2 separate regions of the Homo sapiens genome follow, and region 1 is linked to region 2. A link is a contact called in ENCODE Hi-C or POLR2A ChIA-PET data. All regions are on one chromosome and are shown on one strand. Each heading gives the region's core, a stretch centred on a gene start or an enhancer-like site at or near the end of the contact. The rest is flanking DNA. Distances are from core to core; before and after follow the strand shown. Region 1 holds the start of RFTN2 (raftlin family member 2). Region 2 overlaps RFTN2 (raftlin family member 2).

Region 1 (6,268 bases), core at 2,864-5,363, 76 kb before region 2:
AACAAATATGTCCCTCTGGTGGGATGGTGATAGTAGGGGAAGCTGTGCATGTGTGAAAATGGAGCATATGGGAATTCTCTGCTTTCTGTTCAATTTTGCTGTGAACCTAAAAATGCTCTTAAAAAAAGTATATTAATTTTTTAAAAACTAACAGAAAACAATATTTGTTCCAAAAAGAGAAATACACTAGTGAAGAGATGCAGATTATTCTTCAGGACACAAAGGAGAGGCAGAAAAAAATTTTTTTTTTTTTTGAAACAGAGCCTCACTCTGTTGCCCAGGCTGGAGTGCAGTGGTGCCATCTCGGCTCACTGCAAACTCCGCCTCCCAGGTTCAAGCAATTCTCATGCCTCAACCTCCCGAGTAGCTGGGACTATAAACATGCACCACCACACCTAATTTTTGTATTTTTTTTAGCAGAGATGGGGTTTCACCATGTTGCCCAGGATGGTCTGGAACTCCTGACCTCAAGTGATCTGCCCACCTCGGCCTCCCAAAGTGCTGGGATTATAGGTGTGAGTCACTGCACCCATCAGAGAAAAATTTTTGAATGCAAGTGTTTTTATATAAATATATAGGCATAAAAGATATAGGCAAAATATGTGGTAACAACTGATAAAACTTAAAATATATAAGATTGATACCTTAAACAGTTTTATGGCCAACCACATATTTAGATAAGTAATACACATGAGTTATTTAGCCATTAGAATGCATTTTCTCTGCTTATTGCTTCGTAACTGATTTCTTTGTCTTGAACTCCTGGCCTCAAGTGATCCTCCTGCCTTGGCCTCCCAAAGTGCTGGGATTACAGGCATGAACCACTGTGTCCATCCTCTAACTGGTTTCTTGTATGTAAACTACTTGACCATTTATGAAGTAGAATCTAAGTATTTAGGAAATAATCCAAAGTGAGGAAAAAAGTAACCCTTAGAAAAATCTTCACAGTAGAAGTTTGAAAATGACCAAAATGTTACTTGGTAAGCATTGTATTAATGCAGTGAAATCCCATGTAATTGTTAAAATAGCAGGAATGTGTGCCATATTGATAAATGAAAATGTTTTAAAAATATTGTAAGAGTCTAATTAAATTTTATTTTGTTAGAATTTGGAGGAGAAAATTACTTAAGTGATTGTTCAATTATGAACTTAAGAAACTATAGTTCCTTTTCCTAAAGGTAAAAATAATTCCTTAAGGACCTACTGATGTACCACATTCGTTCAGTCATCAGCTCTCTACTGGACTATTGCATTTACCCTCTTGACTGGTCTCCATTCTTGCTCTAAGTAAAACCATCTTCCTGAAATCAGCCACAGTAACCAATCTAAAAGGCAAACTGATATCACTTGCCTACTTCAGACTCCTCACTTGATTATTCCATTTGATTATTTGATTCACCTTTGTTGCCTACAAAATAAAGTCCAAATTCCCTTTGTATGGTAGACAAGTTCATTACAGCTTACCCCTTGCCTCCCTTACAGCTTAGTCTTTTCTCACTTTTTATGTTCTAGTAATTGTCAACTGTTTCGTGTTCCTTCGACATGCCATACTCTTTCATGATTCCATGATTTTGCTCATGCTTTTCTCTTCTGGCACATGCTACCCACCTTTCTTTATCACCTTAAAAATATTTATCCTTGAGGACAACTCAGACATCATCCTCCAGGCTGAGTTAGAGGCCCCATCTTGAGTTTCTATAGCATCTTTTGCATACTTTTATTTCAGCATCTACCAAATTACATTGAAATTATCTGCAGATAAGTTTGTATTCCCCATTACACTATAAGTTTCTTTAGGGCAGAGGGCATGTTTAATTATCTTTTGTACCAGCACCTAGTTCAGTGGCTGGAATATAGCATGCATTTAATAAATATAATGGGTACTTAAATAATCTTCCAGGCACTTCAGTAGATGCTAGTGACCTTCAAAGATTCCATTTCTGCCATACAGGACCTCACAGCCCACCATACCAAAGAGGATACGGAAAATGACAGGCATGAAAGTACTGTGAACAGTCAGATGAGTCACACTGGGTCAGAGTTGGCTGTCTTTTTAGTCAAATTGCTTACCACCGACAGTGCTCATCCTGGAGCATGAAAGACTGTGGAATTTTTCTCTAAGACTTTTCTGAGAAATAAAACATTTAAAGGCAAGGAGGCAGTAGGAAAAGAAAAAAGGTAATAGTGATCTATAAAATAAAGGATCCATCCCCCTTTTGAGAGTTTTCATGCTCAGGCTTCAATGTGATTGAAAAAATTTTTCAGGCTTGTATTCTCTAGAATCTCAACTGTGATAAGGGTTTATTTTGTAAATAATGGAAGCAGTGGCAGAATCACTTCCTTCCTATTCCTACTCCCAACCTGTTTTATAACGTACACGCATCAACAAATGTATTTTGTGCTATTAGCCAGGCCTAGTGTTAACATATGAGATAAGATTATCTCATTCAGCCTTCATAACAAGCCTATGTAGTAAGTACCATTTACAGGGGAGGAAGTTGAAACTTGAAGAGGTCAAGTAACTTGCCCAAGATTACATCTCTAGTAGGCCTAAGAAGCAGGATTTGAACCCAGGCAGCCTGATTCCAGGGCTCACAGTTTTGATGAGCGCACCATACTTCCTGACCTGTAAAGGGTAAAATACAATAAACGTTCATTACAATTGGTCCATTATAAATTATTCTTGACCTCCGGTAAATGGCAGTTTATAAGACTGAATGGCCCTGGTGCAGTGACTCACACCTGTAATCCCAGTACTTTGGGAAGCCGATCCAGAAGGATCACTTTAGCTGAGGATTTCAAAACCAGCCTGGGTGACATAGTGAGACCCTATCTCCACAAAAAAATACAAAAATGAGCCAGATGTGGTTGCATGTGATTCTGCCACTGCTTCCATTATTTACAAAATAAACCCTTATCACAGTTGAGATTCTAGAGAATACAAGCCTGAAAAATTTTTTCAATCACATTGAAGCCTGTGGTCTCAGCTACTTGGGAAGCTGAGGTGGGAAGATGGCTTGAGCCCGGGAGGTCGAGGCTGAAGTGAACCATGATTTTGCCACTGCACTCTAGCCTAGGTGACAGGCAAGACCACATCTCAAAAAAAAAAAAATTAAATGAATCAAGTTGTCAGTTTTGTTTTATTTTTTAATTAAGGATACTTTGAGACCTATAGAAGTATTAGTTGCTATCATAAGCCTTCTAATAGTAGAGTGTTTTAAACTATTTAAGGATGTTGGGGAAACTAATTACACACATAACTGTCTCTCCTTTGCAATTAAGTAAAGTCTTTTTTATAAAAATATTTTAATATAAATTTTTTATACTTTGCTGTTTTAATTAGCATATGATTTTTTCCAACAGAAAGAAACTTCATATGGAAAGAAATCCTCAAAAGTACTAACTAAAGACTTAAAGGGCTGTTTTTTTAAACTTTACTTTCCTCCTTTTAGACTCCAGAAATAGTTTCCTCATAAAGCTGACTTCCTTTCTGGAAATGATTTTTGTTTCTAAATATGTTGAGAATCCACTCTTTTCATTTTTCTCTTTCTTTCTTTCTCTCTCTCTCTTTCACTCTCTCTCTCTCTTTTTCCCTCTCTCTCTCTGTCTCTCTCTCCACCCCCCTACTGCCTCTCTCTCTCTCTCTCCTTTTTCTTTCTTGGTAGTAGTTGAGAGGAAGGAGGGTAGGCGCAGGACAGAGAGGAGAGGGAAAACAGAAAAAGAATTGTGTGCCACTATGTCTGAATATATCTTCTACTTGTAGATAATTACATCCAAGTTGCCCTTTTGCCTTTTTATTTCCGTTTTTGGACACCTCTTTTTATCATCCAGCCAACTGGAATAGACAAAGCACCGCTGGTGCCCTGAGCGACAGAACTCTGGTAGGGGGCTGGCTGTAAATTGACGTGGCATGGAAATTCTCCGCTAAGTTGTAGCAGCTTGCATGTTTCTCTAAGATCAAGCCCAGCCTCCTGGAGCTGTAGCTTAATCATGGGTTCAATGACTTTACAGAAAAATGGATAGAAAAATTCTTCAACTCCTTTCTTTGGACCCAGATGGTTTTTTTTGGGTTTTTTTTTTTTTTTTGGTTTTTGCTTTTTTTTTTTTTTTTGGTTATCTATAGTTTAGCTGAAAACAAAATCAAAGCAGTTAAGTCTGTAACTTTCTTTTTGCAGCTTAAACAACAGAATTTGCTGCTCTCCCTCCCCTTTCCTGCAATTTAATTCCTTACAGATTTTGCCATGGGGTGCGGACTTAGAAAGCTAGAAGACCCTGATGATAGCAGCCCTGGAAAAATATTTTCTACCCTGAAGAGACCGCAAGTGGAAACAAAGACAGAATTTGCTTACGAATATGTATTGCTGGATTTTACTCTACAAGGTACTTTTTGCTTCTATTTTGTTTGTTAAATGTTTCAGAGATGAGACTACTAGTCATTTTTAAGTGTTGACTTAATAAATTTTTAAACTGTTCTTCATAATGAGATTGTATATTCAAACAATAATGCTTCGCTTCTTAATTATACTTTGTAAGATTTTTGTTTTGTTGATTGCTTCGTATTTTGGTAACATGGCTCATATGTACCTTCTAAAATTAGGGAAATTGCTTGGAAATACTTCTTTCATTTTTAAATCAAATACTTATTTATAGAAGGATTTATGAAAAATGCTTGATTTCCAGGACAAATAGCTATATAGCCTTAGTGACAGTTTGTATTTTGAAAAAGATTTGAAAATCACAATAAGGTATTATGTAGTAAATATTACTTGCATCATATCGTGGAAGAGTGTTTGCTAAGACAATTCTGAGGCTTCCAATTGTGTTAGACTCTGTGATTATGGTAGTCATTTGATATTTTTGACCAAACTAAACTATAAGTTTTGAAAATGTAGTTAAAAAAAAAAAAAAGATAGCCTTCTGTAAGACACTTCCTTTGCTCAGTGCCCTGTCCCTAACAGAGAAACTCTCTGTTCCAGAAAGTTGGAAACACAAATAAACAAGCCCAGATGGCAGCTCTGTGGAAGGAATCGAGGTGGCTCGATTTCACAAATACTTTGCCTCATTTCTTTTGGAAACTTTAGAGTACTGTACAACTGCACAGACAAAGCAGCTTTTTAAAAAAGCTATATCTTTAATTATGAAGTAGTAAAAATGAAATTTAGAGTGCTTTGCTTGCTGTTAAAGTTATCAGATATTAGTAAAATTCTTATTATAGTTATATTTTTAATTCTAATGAGCCACACATTTTATCAATTCACAAAAAGTTTATACTAAATTATCATGTTGAATATTATCTTAATTTTTTTCCAAATTTTTTGTTTACACACATTCTTTTCTTTTTTTTTTTTTTTTTTTTTTTTGCTTTGCTCTAGAAACAGTGCATCTTTGTGCAAGAAGCAAGAGCAGCCCATTTTTCTTTGTCAAAAATTAAGCTGGCCAGCAAACAAACTCCCTTCCAGGGACATACACAAAATCTGTACATAGACTTTTAACATGTTCATATCCTATTTTTGTTTAAAGCTAAGGCTACCAAAAGAAAAAAATTAATATTCTTAATTTCTTAATTTTCTTTTAAATTATGAATGTTAAAAATGGATTAAGATAATAGCAATTATCAGAGAAGTAACCAAACAACCGTTTGAATTTTTTCTATACTTTTTCAAAAACCTTCATTTGAGAAAATATTTGTAATGTGGTGCTATGTTCACACCATTGATTTTCCTCATCAATTTTTTTTTAGGACTCGTTTCTGTACATCCATAGGAGACAGACACATACTCTCCTTAACCTTGAAACACTGTGTATTCATGAATTTAGGTCAGAACCATTTTGATCTGTACTTTAGGATTCTCTGCACAACCCATTGTAGGATCATAGGGTTTAAAGTAACTTGAAAAGTTTTTCTGATTCATTTCCTTCCAACAATGTTAACATCTCAAACAAATTTGTATAAATGCAGTCATCCTTGAATCAGAAAGATCTGCAGCTTTATTCAAAAGTCACTTGGGTTTTGTTATTCTCAGAAGCCCTTCTCTCTGTGAAAGGAGTATAATTTCTACCTTCCACTCTAGGTGCTTAGAAGAGATAACAGAGTATTACACTGTAAAAGTTTAAGTATGGGCAGAGTGTGCAAATGTTAACACATAAAGCAGGCACATACTTTAAAGCTGCACCTGGATCCTATTTGGTACAGGCGCCTAGTCTCCTGGTGCCCCATTGCGCTCCAATTTTTCCCCATGTTTTTGTTTTAGTTTTTTCTTTGTTTCTG
Region 2 (6,582 bases), core at 1,343-3,842:
TAATCCCAGCACTTTGGGAGGCCAAGGCAGACAGATCACCTGAGGTAAGGAGTTTGAGACCAGCCTGGCCAACACAGTGAAACCCTGTCTCTACTAAAAACACAAAAAAAAAATTAGCCAGGCATAATGGCGCACGCCTGTAGTCCCAGCTACTTGGGAGGCTGAGGCAGGAGAATCACTTGAACCCACAAGGTGGGGGTTGCGGTGAGCCAAGATCACGCCACTGCACTCCAGCCTGGGTGACAGAGCAAGACTCCATCTCAAAATAATAATAATAATAAAAAAAAGATAGTGTCAAACTATAAATAGAACTTTTTTTTAGTTTCATTTTTGTTGCTTGTTTGTTTTTACAACTAGTACTAGTCACTGTTGAACAAAACTGAATTCATTTGGGGGAATTTTAAGGCAAAGCTTTCAATGATTAATCTTTTATGTCACACTTTAATACCACGGATCATGAACTTGCTCCTGTCTCTTCTTCCGTTTGCCACACTAACATCAGGACCTGTGTGGTTTGCTTAAGTAGTCTAATTGGCCCAAGAAAAATGAACATTTGTGTTTATTTTCTTCATTATTCTCCACTATAACTTCTGAACATTATAAGGTGGAATGCTTAATTTAGGATGCTAAATAAAAATCTGGAATTTGGTAAAATAAGCTTAGACTTATCCACTAATTATAAAGTTTTCTAGTCAGAATAGAATTAAACTAACCCACATCTTCCTGTAGTCAGGGCTTCAGTGAGCTCTACAAGCAAATGTAGTCACTCTACATTTGCTTGTAGAGCTAATGCAGTATTGTAGAAAGAGTGGGAACTAGAGGAGACCCAAGACAAAGGTCTTAAAAGCTGAGTCTCAATTTCCCTATCCATAAAATAGAGAAAATGTCTGCTCTGCACACCTTAAAGGATTATCATAAGAAACAAGCATGTTAATGTACACAGAAAGGACTTGGAACGCTGAGAGCACTACAGGAGTCAAAGTTGTTTTTATTAGTTTAGTCCAAGAGATCTTCTGTTAGTGGGAAGACCCAATCTTCTTGATAGTCATGCTGTTGTCACAGCAAATCCCTCTCCCTCAAATGACATTCACATAGAATCTTCTTTGTGCTTTCTTATGAAATGCATAGAAGAAGGCAGGGAAGAGAAAAGGAAACATTTCTGAGCATCTCCTATGCTCCAGGGTCCATATCCAGGGTGTAGGAACTTTACATCTACTATCTCATTGACAATGTTCAACCACTTCTGCCTGCAGAGAACTCAGCCTGCCCTGGCTGACCTGTCCTTCATGCAGCCTGTGCCCTCGTGCTGACCACAGCACCAGGGATCATCTGCTGCCCTCAGAGATGAAGGGACTAGTCAATGTTCTCATCACTTCTCTGTAGACTGTTCTCTATACTTGTCACCAAAACAGTTTGTACTAGAACTTTTTCAGAATTTAAATTACTATCTCTAAATCAAGCATATTTTCCAAAGTTGCCTTTGTTTTCTAATACATCAAAGCATGACTGTCCATTAAAGTCTAAAACAGAACCAGAAGATTCTTAAATCCCTCTCAGGAAGATACTAAGTCACTTACTTAACTAACAGCACCTTTTGGATGAACCTTTTTGTAGGGAATAAGAGATGTGGGCTCTGTCCTCTGAAACCATCCAGGGCATTTGAAACATCCTCTCAGGTGCCATAATGACCACCAGTTTGCTAAGGGAAAAATATTCTATCCCAATTCTGTAAATAGAATTATCTCAGGAACCACTGAGAACCATAAGGGACTTACTTGCTTTACCAAATAGGCGTCCCTCTATAAGGCTTCAGACCTCTTTCCCTTAGGTCTACCGTGATTAGAGCCTCGAAACCAAAACAAGTTCCACATGGTCTCACAGCTGGTCTGAAAGTAGCAGGACCTATTTTAAATCAAAATGGCCCTCAGAAAACCAGGGACATAGAAGTTTCCGACATATCTCAAATTAAGGATCTGACTATGAGGACGTCCCCAAGAGGTAGGCAGATGCTGACCTTCCAAAGTCTTATTTGAGCATCTGGATGCTGTCTAAAGTTGTCAGCCTTTGACAAACCATCTCCATGTTTGCTGTTTTATCTCATTAGACTCCCCAAACAGCACTCCCCATAGGGCCACTGGAAGGCATTACTCGTCAGTTTCAACCGAACAGTTTTAAAGCTCGTGCTTAGGCCAGGCGAGGTGGCTCATGCCTGTAATCCTGGCACTTTGGGAGGCCGAGGCAGGTGGATCACCTGATATCAGGAGTTCAAGACCAGCCTGGCCAGCATGGTGAAACCCCATCTCTACTAAAAATACAAAAAAAAGCCAGATGTGGTGGTGTGTGCCTGTAATCCCAGCTACTTGGGACGATGAGGCAGGAGAATCCCTTGAACCCGAAAGGCAGAGGTTGCAGTGAGCCCAGATCATACCACTGCACTCCAGCCTGGGCAACAGAGTGGAGACTCCGCCTCAAAAAAAATAAAATATAAAATAAAATCAAGCTCGTGCTTAAAAAGCTTCTGCCCTTTCAGAGGCAATTCCCCTTCACACCACAGGAGGGATAGGTTTGACAGTGCTCTTGCCTCACTGAAGTAGCTGTGGAGGGTTCGCCCTCCCCTGTGCCACATGTTTCACCTCTCTGCATACTGTGTTAAATATCAAGTAGAACGCTGGCAGAGAGAATCCTATTTCAAACATACAGGCAATGATTCTCAACCCAGGATCGAGCAGTGTACTTCACACCATCTGAGGACTTTTTTCCTTGACATACACCCCTAACCCACCTACCTCCACCTCCAACCCACCGAGCCTTTGATAAGCCACCTCCTTCCTCTTTCTCCTTCTCACACTGCCTCGGGATCCGCTGGTAGAGATACTCTTTCATAATTTGGGGTTGCTGCCAGAAATTGTGTCACACTGCAGAGGGAGTAAGTAACTCCTCGCCCACATTCCAAATTCGTTTATATTTTAGACAAGTCAGGTCAGGAATAAATTGGTAAACTAAAGATGGTGAAAAATATGTGTCCTCAGCATGGCTCTAGGCAGCCTATCCAGCTAAAATTGTCCAAAACATTTAAGGACACAAGTCACATTAGAAGAATATGGTAAGGCTGGGCGCGGTGGCTCACGCTTGTAATCCCAGCACTTTGGGAGGCCGAGGTGGGCGGATCACAAGGTCAGGAGATCGAGTCCACGGTGAAACCCTGTCTCTACTAAAAATACAAAAAATGAGCCGGGCATGGTGGTGGGTGCCTGTAGTCCCAGCTACTCGGGAGGCTGAGGTAGGAAAATGGCGTGAACCCGGGAGGCGGAGCTTGCAGTGAGCCGAGGTCGTGCCACTGCACTCCAGCCTGGGCGACAGAGCGAGACTCCGTCAAAAAAAAAAAAAGAAGAAGAAGAATATGGTAAAATAGACATCAAGGATGCTTCCAGAAAATAAGCCCTTTTTGTTTCCACACTCCATACCAACAGGAACTGTTGGTGGGTTTTATTATTCAAGGAAAACAGTGAATGCCTTTGATAGTAGCAAGTATCACCAAGTAATCCCCAAGGCCTGAGAAGTCCACACTTCCAAGTCTGTCTCTTCTGGTGATGGTTCCCAAATTTACTGTGCATCAGGGCCACCTGGGCAGCCTGGTGAAATGGAGATTCCAAAAGACTGGAGTGGACCCTGGAATCAACAGGCACCTCAATGTTTGGAATGCACGGTAAAGTTTGTAAAGCCTGCCGTAGGTCAAACATCAGATCTTAGTGCATTCAGAATTGCCCCATCCACAGTTAGTGTGAAAGAACTCCCTGTAAGGTCTCCAACAATCCCTACCCCAATGCGTTCCTGCTTTCTCTTCAAGAAGAATAATTCTACCCTGATCCCTGCTTCCCATCTTCGGATCGTTCCAGACCTGGTTCTTTCATGTAATTCTCCACCTGGATCACACACCTGGAACATTACCCAGAAGGTCTCTTCTGCATTCCCACGTACCCTGTCCCTTGAATTTGTTTTTCTTTTTTCTTTACTTTTCTTTCTTTTAAGATAGGTTCTCTTTCTGTCACCCATGGTAGAGTTCAGTGGCGTGATCAATAGCTCACTGCACCCTCAACCTCTGGGCTCAAGTGATCCTCCTACCTCAGCCTCCCGAGTAGCTGGGACCACAGGCATGTACCACCACACTTGGATAATTTTCTTTTAATGATTTTGTAGATACAAGAGTCTCAGTATGTTTCCCAGACTAGTCTCAAACTCCTGGGCTCAAGGGATCCTCCTCCATCAGCTTCACAAAGTGCTAGGATTACAGGCATGAACCACCATGTCCTGCTGTCCCTTGAATTTGCTCTCTGGAAGATATTCTTGATTCTGAAACTTTTCTCCCCTTCCCTTAACTGCACCCTATATTTCACTAAATGAATGGAAAAGTGGAAGGAAATCACAGTTGTTGTGTTCCTTCTTGTGGCAAGCACAATGGGAGGCTCTTCATGCACTCTTATTCTTCACTTATCACTTATTGAGGTCCCTGATAGAAAAAAATCAGAGAGGCTGGGCGCAGTGGCTCACACCTGTAATCCCAGCACTTTGGGAGGCCAAGGCAGGCGGATCACCTGAGGTCGGGAGTTTGAGACCAGCCTGACCAACATGGAGAAACCCCGTCTTTGCTAAAAATACAAAATTAGACCAGTGTGGTGGTACATGCCTGTGATCCCAGCTACTCGGAAGGCTGAGGGAGGAGAATCACTTGAACCCAGGAGGTGACGTTGCGGTGAGCCGAGATCACGCCACTGCACTTCAGCCTGGGCAACAAAAGCAAAACTCCATCTCAAAAAAAAAAGAAAGAAAGAAAAAGAAAACACAATTTACGGATTAAATGATTAAAGGCGTCAGCTATTAGGTACTATGACAGAGTTTGGATTTGAACCCAGGAACTGTCTGGTTCCAAAGCCATGGCTTTTTCCAGCACACTTCATGCTCCCAAAACATGTGACCAGCTTTTTCTGTACACATGCTAATCCCGCCCGTGTACCAAAGCCTCATGATGATTTGTTCCCAAAGTTACTACATATTTTATAAAAGTTTTTTGTTCCAATCAAAGATAAGGTCAAAATGGAATGAGATTAGACTAGAAACAGCCTTTCAAAAATAAAAAAGAAGCAGTCTCCTGTTATCACTTTGAGGAAGATTTGATATTTCTCAAAATTCAGTGGTATCAGTAAGGCTGGGATTTTCAAATGGTATGCAGTTGACATATAACTCTAAAGCCAGAGTTTCAGTGTTGCATTCATTTTCCAGAAAAAGGGCTCAGCATAAAATGCAGCTAATAGTAAGGTTTTGTTGGGGTTTTTTGCATAATAAAAGTCGTAACTGAGCAACATTAGCTACAGACACTCCTCCCCATAAATCCATGGAGACTCTGTGAAAAGCATTTCAGAGGAATACAAACCCCAAGCAGTCTTTGGCAAGGGGTAATTTGCCATGATGATAGTTAAATAAGGAGAATACTGAGTAGCTGACTACAAAGAAGCATCTGAAAATAAATCTAGCTATAGTTGAAGTCCCTCAATTGAAAATGGATGTAAATTTTCTCACATGTGGCAGCCTAAATTAGTCTCTTCTGTTTATAAGGCAAGTTTGACAATGCATACCAAGAAGCTTAAATCATAAGATTTGACCTAATAATCCCACTCCTAAGTATTCATTTCAAGAAAATAATTCATAAGAGGAATATGATACATATTTTTTATAATAGCATCATATATTTATAACTGGCAAGAAACTGGAAGCAACCTTATTTTCCAATAATAAAAGAAAGGCTTAGTACATTTTGGTATCTTAATTCTTTGAGTTATTATGCAACCATTAAAAATAGGATTACAGTGTACAAACAAGGAAAAGAGCATTCAGTGAAGGGCATAGAAACAAAATATAAATGTGCAGTGATCACAGACATGCAAATTACACAAGCTGATAAAGACTAAGAGGGGAAACAAAGAAATGAAAATATTGATGTTAGCTTGGTGAGATTACAAGTGTCTTTAAACATTAAAATTATTTCCTTTTATAGTGACCATATTCAGTTTTTAGGGGTTTTTCCTGTTTTTCCAGATGTGGTTTTTATAGAATTATATTTTACATTCTTTCCATCACTGGAAGAAAAAAAAGATTTATATTTTATAATTATTTTTGGTCAGAAGATTATTTTACAAAACTACATATGGAATGTTCTAGCCAATTATGAAATATAGAGAATTACTAACTCACAAATACTAATACTATTGTTTTAATTTGCAGTGAAGGGAATTTGGCTACAAAGCAGATCGTATTCCTTCAGAGGCCAGTTATGTGGAATTCAGCTGCTCAAACACCAGATGTGAGTAAAATTGATGCTTTATTAACTGAATGTTATATTGAAGCATTTAATCCTTAAACTCTCATTGTAATTCCAAATAAGAAAGCGTGGACATGATATGGAAACAGTCCTCTGAACCAACCTATAAGGGAAATGTGCTAGCAATCAGGCAACATGAAATAGTTCCAAAGGGGATTATAATATGCCATCACAAAATATGCCACTTTGGCAAGAGGATTACTTTGAGC

Evidence for each region. Hi-C counts contacts between places; a loop is a spot of excess contacts on that map. ChIA-PET counts read pairs that join two places held with the same protein, here RNA polymerase II (POLR2A). Pooled maps may share reads with other maps.
Region 1: a pooled map of heart right ventricle shows a loop between it and region 2 (1.8-fold over the local background). The contact joins the promoter of RFTN2 here to the enhancer-like site in region 2. A Hi-C loop is called at or near these places in 1 of 50 pooled maps. POLR2A ChIA-PET finds 5 or more read pairs at or near these places in 6 of 52 experiments (BJ, H1, WTC11 and 3 more).

What each region holds. Positions count from the first base shown.
Region 1 is chr2:197,673,432-197,679,699 of GRCh38, reverse strand. RFTN2 (raftlin family member 2) reads left to right here and starts at 4,113. Exons shown (of 9, transcript NM_144629.3): 1 at 4,113-4,380. The coding sequence starts at 4,242.
Region 2 is chr2:197,595,764-197,602,345 of GRCh38, reverse strand. RFTN2 (raftlin family member 2) reads left to right here. Exons shown (of 9, transcript NM_144629.3): 8 at 6,277-6,355. Among named protein-coding and RNA genes, the nearest start is that of RFTN2, 77 kb to the left of the region's middle. Within about 2 kb of position 2,592, at least 2 of the 41 ENCODE cell types and tissues checked have a DNase peak (open chromatin) inside an H3K27ac peak, as active enhancers do.